2 separate regions of the Homo sapiens genome follow, and region 2 is linked to region 1. A link is a contact called in ENCODE Hi-C data. All regions are on one chromosome and are shown on one strand. Each heading gives the region's core, a stretch centred on a gene start or an enhancer-like site at or near the end of the contact. The rest is flanking DNA. Distances are from core to core; before and after follow the strand shown.

Region 1 (5,015 bases), core at 860-3,359:
GGGGGCGATTACAGCTCCCAGCAGGGAGGCAAGTCTTCCCCCTGGGCTTTGCCTGGTGTTCGCAGCAGGCAGAGTTGGCTCCTCTGGGAATTTCACAATCTGTTAAGCTGTTTGTGCCAGACGAGGAATCTAGACTCTTCTTCATCCAAATGAGAATGAAAATCCATGAAAACATCCAGATGTGCATTTTACCCCTTCTTGAATTAGAAGCCACCCAGATGTGTAAAGAGAGGTGCACAGGAGGTTGGCCAGGCCTGAGTGTGGCTCCCTTGCGTGTGTGAGGTCACCGCTGTAGCAGTCGGTACCGTGGCAGCAGCCCTGGCTCCCCTTCCAGGCTCCTCACCACAGAGTCAGCAGAGCGTTTAGTGGCAGGCTCAACAGTGGCCATTCTCCTACTTGGGAAAATCACTTAACTTAAAAAAATATATATTGAAATAGACATATAGAAAAGTGCACAAATCGTAAGTGACAGCTTAATGAATGATCACAAAGAGGACATCCCTGTGTGATCAATCACTGTCCGGATCAAGAAATATACCCTTAGCGGCATCCTGAAGACCCCCTTGTCCCCACCCACCTCTTTCCTGTTTCACTCTCTACACCTTTCGTCTGCCCAAAGGTAACCATTATTCCAAATTTAACACCACATGACTTCTTGAGTCTCATTCTCCTCATCTCTAAATAGGTTACTGCCAACCTTAGACGTTGCTGTGGGTCTCAAGAACGATCTGTGAAAAAACAGTTTTGGGGTATGACTATTGATGGGCATATGAGCCATGTCAACAAGTGGGACACCTCTCAGAAAAAGACCAAATACACCTTTATCACCCAGGAAGAGTGGCCAGAGGTTCAGAACAATGTCTTCAGCTCTCTTCCTCAAAAAATGGCAGGGATTCCTGAGAAAATGCCCTGCTGCCCTTTGCAGTGGTTTCAACGTGTGCACATACTGATAGGAAATGAGAAGGGGCCAGATGCTGTCCACTTTGTGGATCCAATTGGTCACATCACTGCTCACTCCCTGGGGAGGTGGGGCAGTTCAGGGCTGGTCTCTGAGGCAGAGCTGGGGCCTCCATTCTGTCTAGCAGGAGCTGTAGGGGATGGGGTGAAAAAGTGGGAACAGAGAAGGAGCACAGGGAAGGCCTCTAGAAGTTCTCTATGGCTGTGGGCGATGCCCACAGAAGTTGGTGGTACTTTATTTTACCCAACAAAAACAGTCCTAATAACAGGCCCGTGAATCTCACCATTCCTAATTACAGGGCTGACAAGTGGGAGGGAAAATGAAAGGAAGACAGCGCCGTGAGCTGGTGGCACTGTCGGGCTCCTACAACAGCAGAAACCTGTCGCCTGGGCTTGCCCAGGCCAGCTTTACACAGGCCCCCGATCACGCCTGGAACCCATAGCCTCGAAATAAGTGTAGGGCTGGCTAGGCCAGCACAAGCCCTTGCTCATTAGTTCAGGTCTGCAGGTTGGATCCCCATGTGGACCAGTTAGCTTTGCCCGTTGTCAGCGACCCAGAGCTTAACCAGCTGTTTTGGCAGCCAGCAGGGATGGGAGACAGGCAGAAGAGGGTGGACTCACTGGTGAAAATTCAGTGCCCCTTGTCCCATGGCCTATTGGTGACTGTATTGTGGGCCAGAGATTTTTATCAATAAAGGGTGCATTTGGGTTAGAAATGAGCATATCGGCCAGGCGCAGTGGCTCACGCCTGTAATCCCAGTACTTTGGGAGACTGAGGCGGGTGATCACCTGAGGTCGGGAGTTCACGACCAGTCTGGCCAACATGGTGAAACCCCATCTCTACTAAAAATACAAAAAAAATTAGCCAGGTGTGGTGGTGTGCGCCTGTAATCCCAGCTACTCAGGAGGCTGAGGCAGGGGATTTGCTTGACCCCAGGAGGTGGAGGTTTCAGTGAGCCAAGATCGCACCACTGTGCTCCAGCCTGGGCATCAGAGCGAGACTCCATCTCAAAAAAAAAAAAAGAAAGAAAAAAAAGAAAAAGAAAGAAAAGAAATGAGCATATCTTCCTGAAAACTCAGATAGGATTCAATTTCTTTTCTTGATTCGACATGTAAATTGTTGGTCAATCTTCAGAAAGTCAGGTGTGATGGTGGTGGTAGTAGTGATGTGAGGAAGTGAAACTTAGGCCTCTCTGGGCTTTGCCACATACCATAACCTGCCTGGACCTAAGCTCTCAGTTCCCTTTCTCTTTCACACCTCAACTATATAAACACTGACATCTATAATGCATATTAGTTTTTTAATCATGGGATTTCTTTTCACTCCCTTCAATACCTACATTGAATTTTCTGAAACAATAATTTTAAAAAATAAATAAAATTGAAGTGAATCCTTTAAGTTGCAACAAAATAATAAAGGCTGACACTTCTGGAACATTCCCTATGTTTCAGGCACTGTTCTAAGTGCTTTTTGTGTATTCATTAATTTAACCTCCCCAACATACCTACAAAGTATGTAATATTACTAACCCCATTTTCCAGATGAGGAAACTGAGGTACAAAGAGGTTAAGTAACTGGCCTAAGATTATGCAGTTAGTAAGTGGCTGAGCTGGCCCTAGAGGGTGTACCCTTGGTCAAAACATTCTACTACAAAATCGTTCCCTCAGTTGAGAGCCAAGGATAGAGAATAATGTTAACTGAGCTCCTCTTTCTTGGATTTGTCTATTCATTCATTCAATCATGACTTCATTCAACAAATATTTATGTAGTGCCTGGCACATGGCAGGTTCTGGACACTGGAGATGTATGATGACTAAGGCAGACAAAGGTCACTCCTTCCTGAAGATGGCACTCTAGACAATCAACAGGTAAACTGGTAAATAAACAAGACAATTTCAGGTCATGATTTCCGCTGTGAAGAAAATAAAGCAGTATAATGAGCCAGAGTGTCTCGAGGAGAGGGGCCCATTAAGTGGGCAAGTAGGGAAGGCTGCATTGATGGCATGGTGCTTGAGCTGAGGTCAGAACGGTGAGAAGCCAGCTGGGCCATGGCCAGGGCAGAGCATATGTGGAGGGGAAAGAGTAAACTCCAAGACCCCAAGGTGGAAAGTGAACTTGTCATGTTCAGAAATCAGGATGGGGGTTAGCATGACTAGCTAGACTGTGGTGAATGGGCTGCCGTATCACCAACGCCTGGTGGGCCACGGTAAGGAGTTGGGTCTTTATGAACTTGGAAGTCTCTCGGTTCTTTTCCTAGGTCCACATACACCCATGGTCTGAGGATAGCATTGAGAGTCCACAAAACTAGAAAGGAAGAATTGGCCGGGCACAGTGGCTTACACCTGTAATCCCAGCACTTTGGGAGGCCAAGGCAGGCTGATCACTTGAGGTCAGAAGTTCGAGACCAGCCTCGCCAACATGGCAAAACCCCATCTCTACTAAAAATACAGAAATTAGCTGGGTGTGGTGGTGCGTGCCTGTAGTCCCAGGTACTCAGGAGGCTGAGGCAGGAGAACTGCTTGAACCTGAGAGGCGGAGGTTGCAGTGAACCACATCACATCACTGCCCTCCAGCCTAGGTGACAAAGTGAGACTCTGTCTCAAAAAAAAAAAAAAAAAAAAAAAAGAAAGAAAGAAAGAAAGGAAAAATTAACATCTATATATTTTTCTAAGTTCAAACAGAAATGTAATATTTCCTTCAATTATGAATGTGGTCAACAAAGCTTCATGGTATTAACCACACCTGTGACTTTGTCACCAATGGTATTAATTTAGTGTTGCTGTTAGACACACTTCCAGCTCTTGTTATGTAAAGAGGCACAGATACCACTATAGCACAAAAAGTGTACACATATTTTGATAACTGAATTTCTATGTAGTCATTTTAAAATATTTTAAAATAAGAGGTTAACAGGTATCAGCAGACTGTTAAAGAGGTCCATGGCATAAAAAAATATTAAGAAGGCAGGCCAGGCATGGTGGCTCATGCCTGTAATCCTAGCACTTTGGGAGGCCGAGGCAGGCGGATCACCTGAGATCAGGAGTGTGAGAGACCAGCCTGGCCAACGTGGTGAAACCGTGTTTCTACTAAACATACAAAAATTAGCCGGGCATGGTGGTGCACAACTGTAATCCCAGCTACTCGGGAGGCTGAGGCAGGAGAATGGCTGGAACCTGGGAGGTGGAGCTGCAGTGAGCCGAGATCGCACCACTGCACTCCAGCCTGGGAGACAGAGCAAGACTCCGTCTTAAAAAAAAAAAAAAAAAGCTAGAAGGCGACACGGAGAAAAATGGCATCGTCTGCTTTAGCTTTCCCAAAGACCCCTCTGGCTGCAACGGGAAGAGGGGATTGTAAGAAGCAGGACCTCACATGAGCTCTGTTTACACAGGGAGTTGAATTTAACCCTCACCACAATCTTAAGAAGTATACATTATTTTGCCTATTTTAGAGATGAGGAAACTGAAGCTCAGATTTCTGGTAATTGCTCAGCTGGTGAATGGCAGAGTCGGGATTCAAACATGCATCTGCCTGACCCCAAAAAGCAAGAGGATTGAGGATTCGTGGGCCAGTGAATAGAAGCCTGTAACAAGAGGGTCAAGGGTAAATAGTATCTGCTTGGCCTCTTGAGTCAGCTTGGACCTCTGTGCCGCATAATTTCACCTGCAAATGAACTGCCAGCCCCTTCTTTCCTTAGCGCTGGTTCGTTCCTAAAATCTGCCCTCTATAGGCCAATAACACAGCCCTGTGCCGAGCCAACTAAATATTTCATGGGGACTTTAATTTAACTCTAAAGAAATTCATCCAGCCCCGAGAGTAAGCTGTAACCTCGAGAAATAGCACCAGGGAGCACTTGGACCTGCGGATGACATTGCCACTTTCCCAGGAATGCTAATGCTCCACTGGGCCTCTGCCTCTTCAATCATTGCTGTGGATAGGCCTGGCCCAGTGAGCAGGGATGATTTCTACAAACATGGGCTCGCACTGGTTAGCAAAGACGTGTGTGTGTGTGTGTGTGTGTGTGTGTGCGCGCGTGCACGCGTGTATGTGTGTGTGCGCA
Region 2 (5,015 bases), core at 1,700-4,199, 140 kb after region 1:
AGTGCAAACAACAGAAATCAATTCTGGCCAACCAAGGTAGAAGAGGAATTTAGTAAAAGAATAATGAATACTGTGTGGCTTACATAATAGAAAAGATTAGAAAATTAAGTTTGAGCAGGATTGATGGGAAGCAGGGTACAGCCAAGGTTTCTGTATCTCGCTATACAAACAATATGCTTCTGACACTGGTCATTTTACAGTCATTAGTAAGTTGCTGGACTTCATTGCCCTCAGACACTTAAAGCCGTGCTTTGACTTCTTTGCTGTTCTGTATCTTGTGAATAATCTCTGTTAGACCTTGTGTCCTTGCATTACTCCTTAAGAGTTAAAATCCCAGTTATAGTTAGACAGGCTTATATCAGCTTCCCATGTTCTAGCTTCCAAGGAATGGAGAAAGAGAATATCTACTCCTCTTCAGTTTGTATAGTAGGAAGTGGTTCCTGCATCTTACCTATCTTTGGTTTTCTACCAATCAGAAGGGCATTCAGATGCTGGACAGCCAAAGTTGGCATATATCTACTATAGTACCTGTTCCTTAGTAGTTGTTGATACAAGTCCCCTGTGGAATTACCCATTTACTCAGCAAATGTCTTTTGAGCCCTTGCAGTATGCCAGGAACTGTTAGGCTTTTAAAAAGGAACTATAATAGTATTCATGCTGATGGCCAGAGTGAGTGGCGAATAACAACAGAGGAGTTGCATTAAAATGTATTTGTTATGAAATAACGATATATAAACAGAGTATTAGTATTATACTTATCTCTTTCTCTTCCAAATTATATCCATAATCTCTCCCTAAAATGTCAATGAATAGCACATAGTACTGTGTATAGTTAGTAAAAGGTGGAATTTGACCCTCTACATCATTCAGTGTCTCATATAAAATTGAGCTTTAGTTTCCAGGTAGGATGGAGGTATCCATTTATTTAAAGAAAAACATTCTTTTTCATTTAATGAAATTTTTTTAAAAATCAGTGTTCAGCTCAATTTTCCTGTAAATTCTAACTTCCACTACAGCCTTCCTAGCTCGGTTCCCCGAGCTTTTCTTCCTCCTTTTATTTTCCTCTCGTGTCAGTTAAACATGAAATAGCTCTAATTAACTTTAACATAAAGTAAGAAAAGTTACCCAAAATGTCTTTGAGGTTATGAATAAAGAGCCGACATGATGAGCCGAATGTCCTTTATGGTAGCAAAGTTATTTTGTGTGTCAGTTGGATTATTTACACACATCTGTTTCTATGTGATTAGTCATTTTGGCAATAAAAGACTTTAAAGAGGATCCAGAGATTCACATACCTGTTTTCCTATCCCAGGATGAAATGCAAAATCTGAATCATTTGAATTTTTATGATGAAAAGAGTAAAATGTTTAGGAGACTGAAGGGAGACATACTTATTAAGAGCTTTATAATTTCTTACAGGTGCTCAATTATCCTTTTTATTGCCTTCTGATAGGTAGAGCTGGAAGTTTAGCCTCTCTGCTCTAGCTGCTTATGGCAATAATGGACTAACAAAAAACTGAGCAATCAGCCATATGTCTCATGTTTATTTACTTTGTGAAACAAGAGAAGAGGAAAAATCTCTGTTTTCTGATTCTTGGCCTTTGACCATCATACTGTTTGCTTTTCCAGTCAATGGACTCTTTTCTTTTAAAGCCGTCATCTGTGCCGTGTTTCTTAGTGGCTTATATAGCAGTGGTGTGATATGCTGTTTCCAGATAAGTTCAGTGTGTACTGCAGGTAGCTGGAAAGATGTCCTTACTGGGCTGGTCATATTTCAGTTATTAGACTCTCAGGCCTTACCAGGAGAACTTCTAGGAAATAACTCTAGATTCTAGCTGGGTTTCAAAGGACAGTTTAATTTATTTACTGAATACCTACTAAGGACCAAGAGGCACTGGGCTTCAAGCTAGAGATAAAGAGACAAAAACAGTAGTGTCTACTCTCAAGAAGCTAAGCTAGAGATATATTTCCTTTGCTGGGCCCTCTTCATGTTCCCAACCTCTAAAACTTGAGTTACCCCAGGACTTAGTCCTTGGACCTCTTCTCTTCTGTACTCATCCCCCACACACTTTTAGCCAGTCCCGAGGCTTTCAGTGCTTTCTGTATTCTGATAACTGCCAGATGTATACATGCAGCTGTGATCTGCCTCTAAATTCCAGACGGCGCTTTCCAGCTGCCTGCTTGATGCCTCTGCCTGGATGTTTAAACCTAGTGTGTCCAAAACTCAACTTTCGATACCCTCCCTTTTCCCTTACCCTGCCTCCCTCACCCCTAGCCCCCTGTGCCATAGCTACTGCTCTGCCAGTTTTTCTCCTTTTTTCAATTATTCCAGTTGCTCAGGGAAAAAACACTGGAGTCATTCTTGATTTTTTTTCTCCCACACCCCACATCTGGTCTGTTTTTTTTTTCTTTCAGTTCTACTTTCAAAACCTATGTATAGAATCTGACTACTGCTTCCTATCATTTTAGTCCAAATCCTTCATCATATCTTACTTGTGTTATTGTAGTAGCCTACTGACCAGTCTCCCTGAGTCCACCCTTGCTCCCTTAAGGCCCGTGCATCTCATAGCAGCCTGTTTCTAAGAACTCAAGTTGATTTTTAAAAAAACAACAGAGGCTGGGCGCAGTGGCTCATGCCTGTAATCCCACCACTTAGGGAGGCCAAGGTGTGCAGATCATCTGAGGTCGGGAGTTCAAGACCAGCTTGACCAACATGGAGAGACCCTGTCTCTACTAAAAATACAAAAAAAATTACTTAGGCATGGTAGTGCATACCTGTAATCCCAGCTACTCTGGAGGCTGAGGGAGGAGAATCACTTGAACCCGAGAGGCGGAGGTTGCGGTGAGCTGAGATCACACCACTGCACTGCAGCCTGGGTGACAGAGCAAGGCTCCGTCTCAAAAAAAAAAAAAAAACAGACAAAAAACAGAAACTGTCCTTACTGTTCCTGACACACTTCAAGCACACTCCCTCCTCAGGCCTTTGCACTTTGTTCCCTGTTGAGAATGCACCAGGCTACCTGCTTCATTCTCTCCCTCGCTGACACCTTATCCGAGATTCCTTCTCTCCTCACCCAGTCTAAAATAGCACACCTCTGTCTCCTATAATTCTCTTAACCTCCTTTTGTTAATATTTTTCTTGTCACTTATCAACACCTGAGTTACATTTCTTGTATATTGTCAATCTCCCCCCATGGTACTGTAAGCTCTATAGGAGTAGGGACTGTTTCTGTTTTGTACCTTGCCATCTCCCCAGTGCCTAGAGCGGTGCCTGGCAGTATAGCAACTGTTCAGTAAGATGATTGAATATTCGCTTTATACTCTGAGAACACTAAGGAGGACTTAGGTCTGCTGGAAGAGGGTACTTTCCTGGAAAATGATTGAGTTAATCTGGTGACGATGAGGGAAGAATATTCTAGACAGATGTGAGTACATGGGAAGTAAAGGTACAGAGGTATGAAATGTCTTTATGTGCAGTGAACTACAACAATTTGATATGACTAGTGAAAAGTAGTAAGTGGGAGCTGGGCACAGTGGCTCACTCCTGTAATCCCAGCACTTTGGGAGGCCGAGGTGGGTGGATCACTTGAAGTTAGGAGTTCGAGACCTGCCTGGCCAACATGGTGAAACCCCATTTCTACTAAAAATACAAAAAATTAGTCAGGCGTGGTGGTGCATGCCTGTAGTCTCAGCTACTGGAGAGACTGAGGCAGGATAATCACTTGAACCTGGGAGGCAGAGGTTGTAGTGAGCCAAGATTGTGCCGCTGCACTCCAGCCTGGGCGACAAAGCTAGACTGTCTGAAAAAAAAAAAGTAGTTAATAACTGGGAAGTAATGATACATATTATGCTGGGGAGGAAGGTAGGAAACAGGGCAGTCCGTGAAAGACTTTGGTATGCTGTGCTCGGACAGTAGGGCTTATTCTTATAGACAGTGGGAAACCATTGAAAGGTTTCAAGTTGGGAAGTTAAGTGGAGAGATTTTGGTTTGTATATAGAAGAAGAAGCTGAACAAATTTACAAGAAAAAATCAACCCCATCAAAAAGTGGGCAAAAGATATGAACAGACACTTCTCAAAAGAAGACATTTATGCAGCCAAAAGACACATGAAAAAATGCTCATCATCACTGGCCATCAGAGAAATGCAAATCAAAACCACAATGAGATACCATCTCACACCAGTTAGAATGGCGATCATTAAAAAGTCAGGAAACAACAGGTGCTGGAGAGGATGTGGAGAAATAGGAACACTTTTCCATACTTGGTGGGAGTGTAAACTAGTTCAACCATTGTGGAAGACAGTGTGGCGATTCCTCAAGGATCTAGAACTAGAAATACCATTTGACCCAGTGATCCCATTACTGGGTATATACCCAAAGGATTATAAATCATGCTACTATAAAGACACATGCACATGTATGTTTATTGTGGCACTGTTCACGATAGCAAAGACTTGGAACCAATCCAAATGTCCATCAGTGATAGACTGGATTAAGAAAATGTGGCACATATACACCATGGAATACTATGCAGCCATAAAAAAGGATGAGTTCATGTCCTTTGTAGGGACTTGGATGAAGCTGGAAACCATCATTCTTAGCAAACTATCGCAAGGACAGAAAACCAAACAGCGCATGTTCTCACTCATAAGTGGGAATTGAACAATCAGAACACTTGGACACAGGGCAGGGAACATCACACACGGGGGCCTGTTGTGGGATTCGGGGAGGGGGGAGGGATAGCATTAGGAGAAATACCTAATATAAATGACAAGTTAATGGGTGCAGCACACCAACATGGCACATGTTTGCACGTTGTGCACATGTACCCTAGACCTTAAAGTATTTAAAAAAAAAAAAAAGGCAGCAGCTGAGAGAGACCCAGAGACTTAAAAACTGAGACTAGTAAAGGAGGATATGTGTGGTGGAGATTGCTTATGTCTTTTTAGAGAGATTATGTGTATTAAGACTGAATTTCACTCTAGAATTTGAACTGGTCCTCAGAAAACACATCG

Evidence for each region. A loop is a pair of places that touch in the nucleus more often than their neighbours do. Pooled maps may share reads with other maps.
Region 2: a pooled map shows a loop between it and region 1 (2.5-fold over the local background). The contact joins two enhancer-like sites. A Hi-C loop is called at or near these places in 9 of 37 single-sample maps with no recorded cell type and 5 of 50 pooled maps.

What each region holds. Positions count from the first base shown.
Region 1 is chr11:120,924,007-120,929,021 of GRCh38, forward strand. All of the region lies in intron 13 of GRIK4 (glutamate ionotropic receptor kainate type subunit 4), which reads left to right. Among named protein-coding and RNA genes, the nearest start is that of TBCEL, 98 kb to the right of the region's middle. RefSeq lists a silencer at 2,124-2,223. Within about 2 kb of position 2,110, at least 2 of the 41 ENCODE cell types and tissues checked have a DNase peak (open chromatin) inside an H3K27ac peak, as active enhancers do.
Region 2 is chr11:121,065,987-121,071,001 of GRCh38, forward strand. All of the region lies in intron 7 of TBCEL-TECTA (TBCEL-TECTA readthrough), which reads left to right. All of the region lies in intron 8 of TBCEL (tubulin folding cofactor E like), which reads left to right. Among named protein-coding and RNA genes, the nearest start is that of TECTA, 33 kb to the right of the region's middle. RefSeq lists an enhancer at 1,531-1,675 and a cis regulatory region at 1,596-1,609. Within about 2 kb of position 2,950, at least 3 of the 41 ENCODE cell types and tissues checked have a DNase peak (open chromatin) inside an H3K27ac peak, as active enhancers do.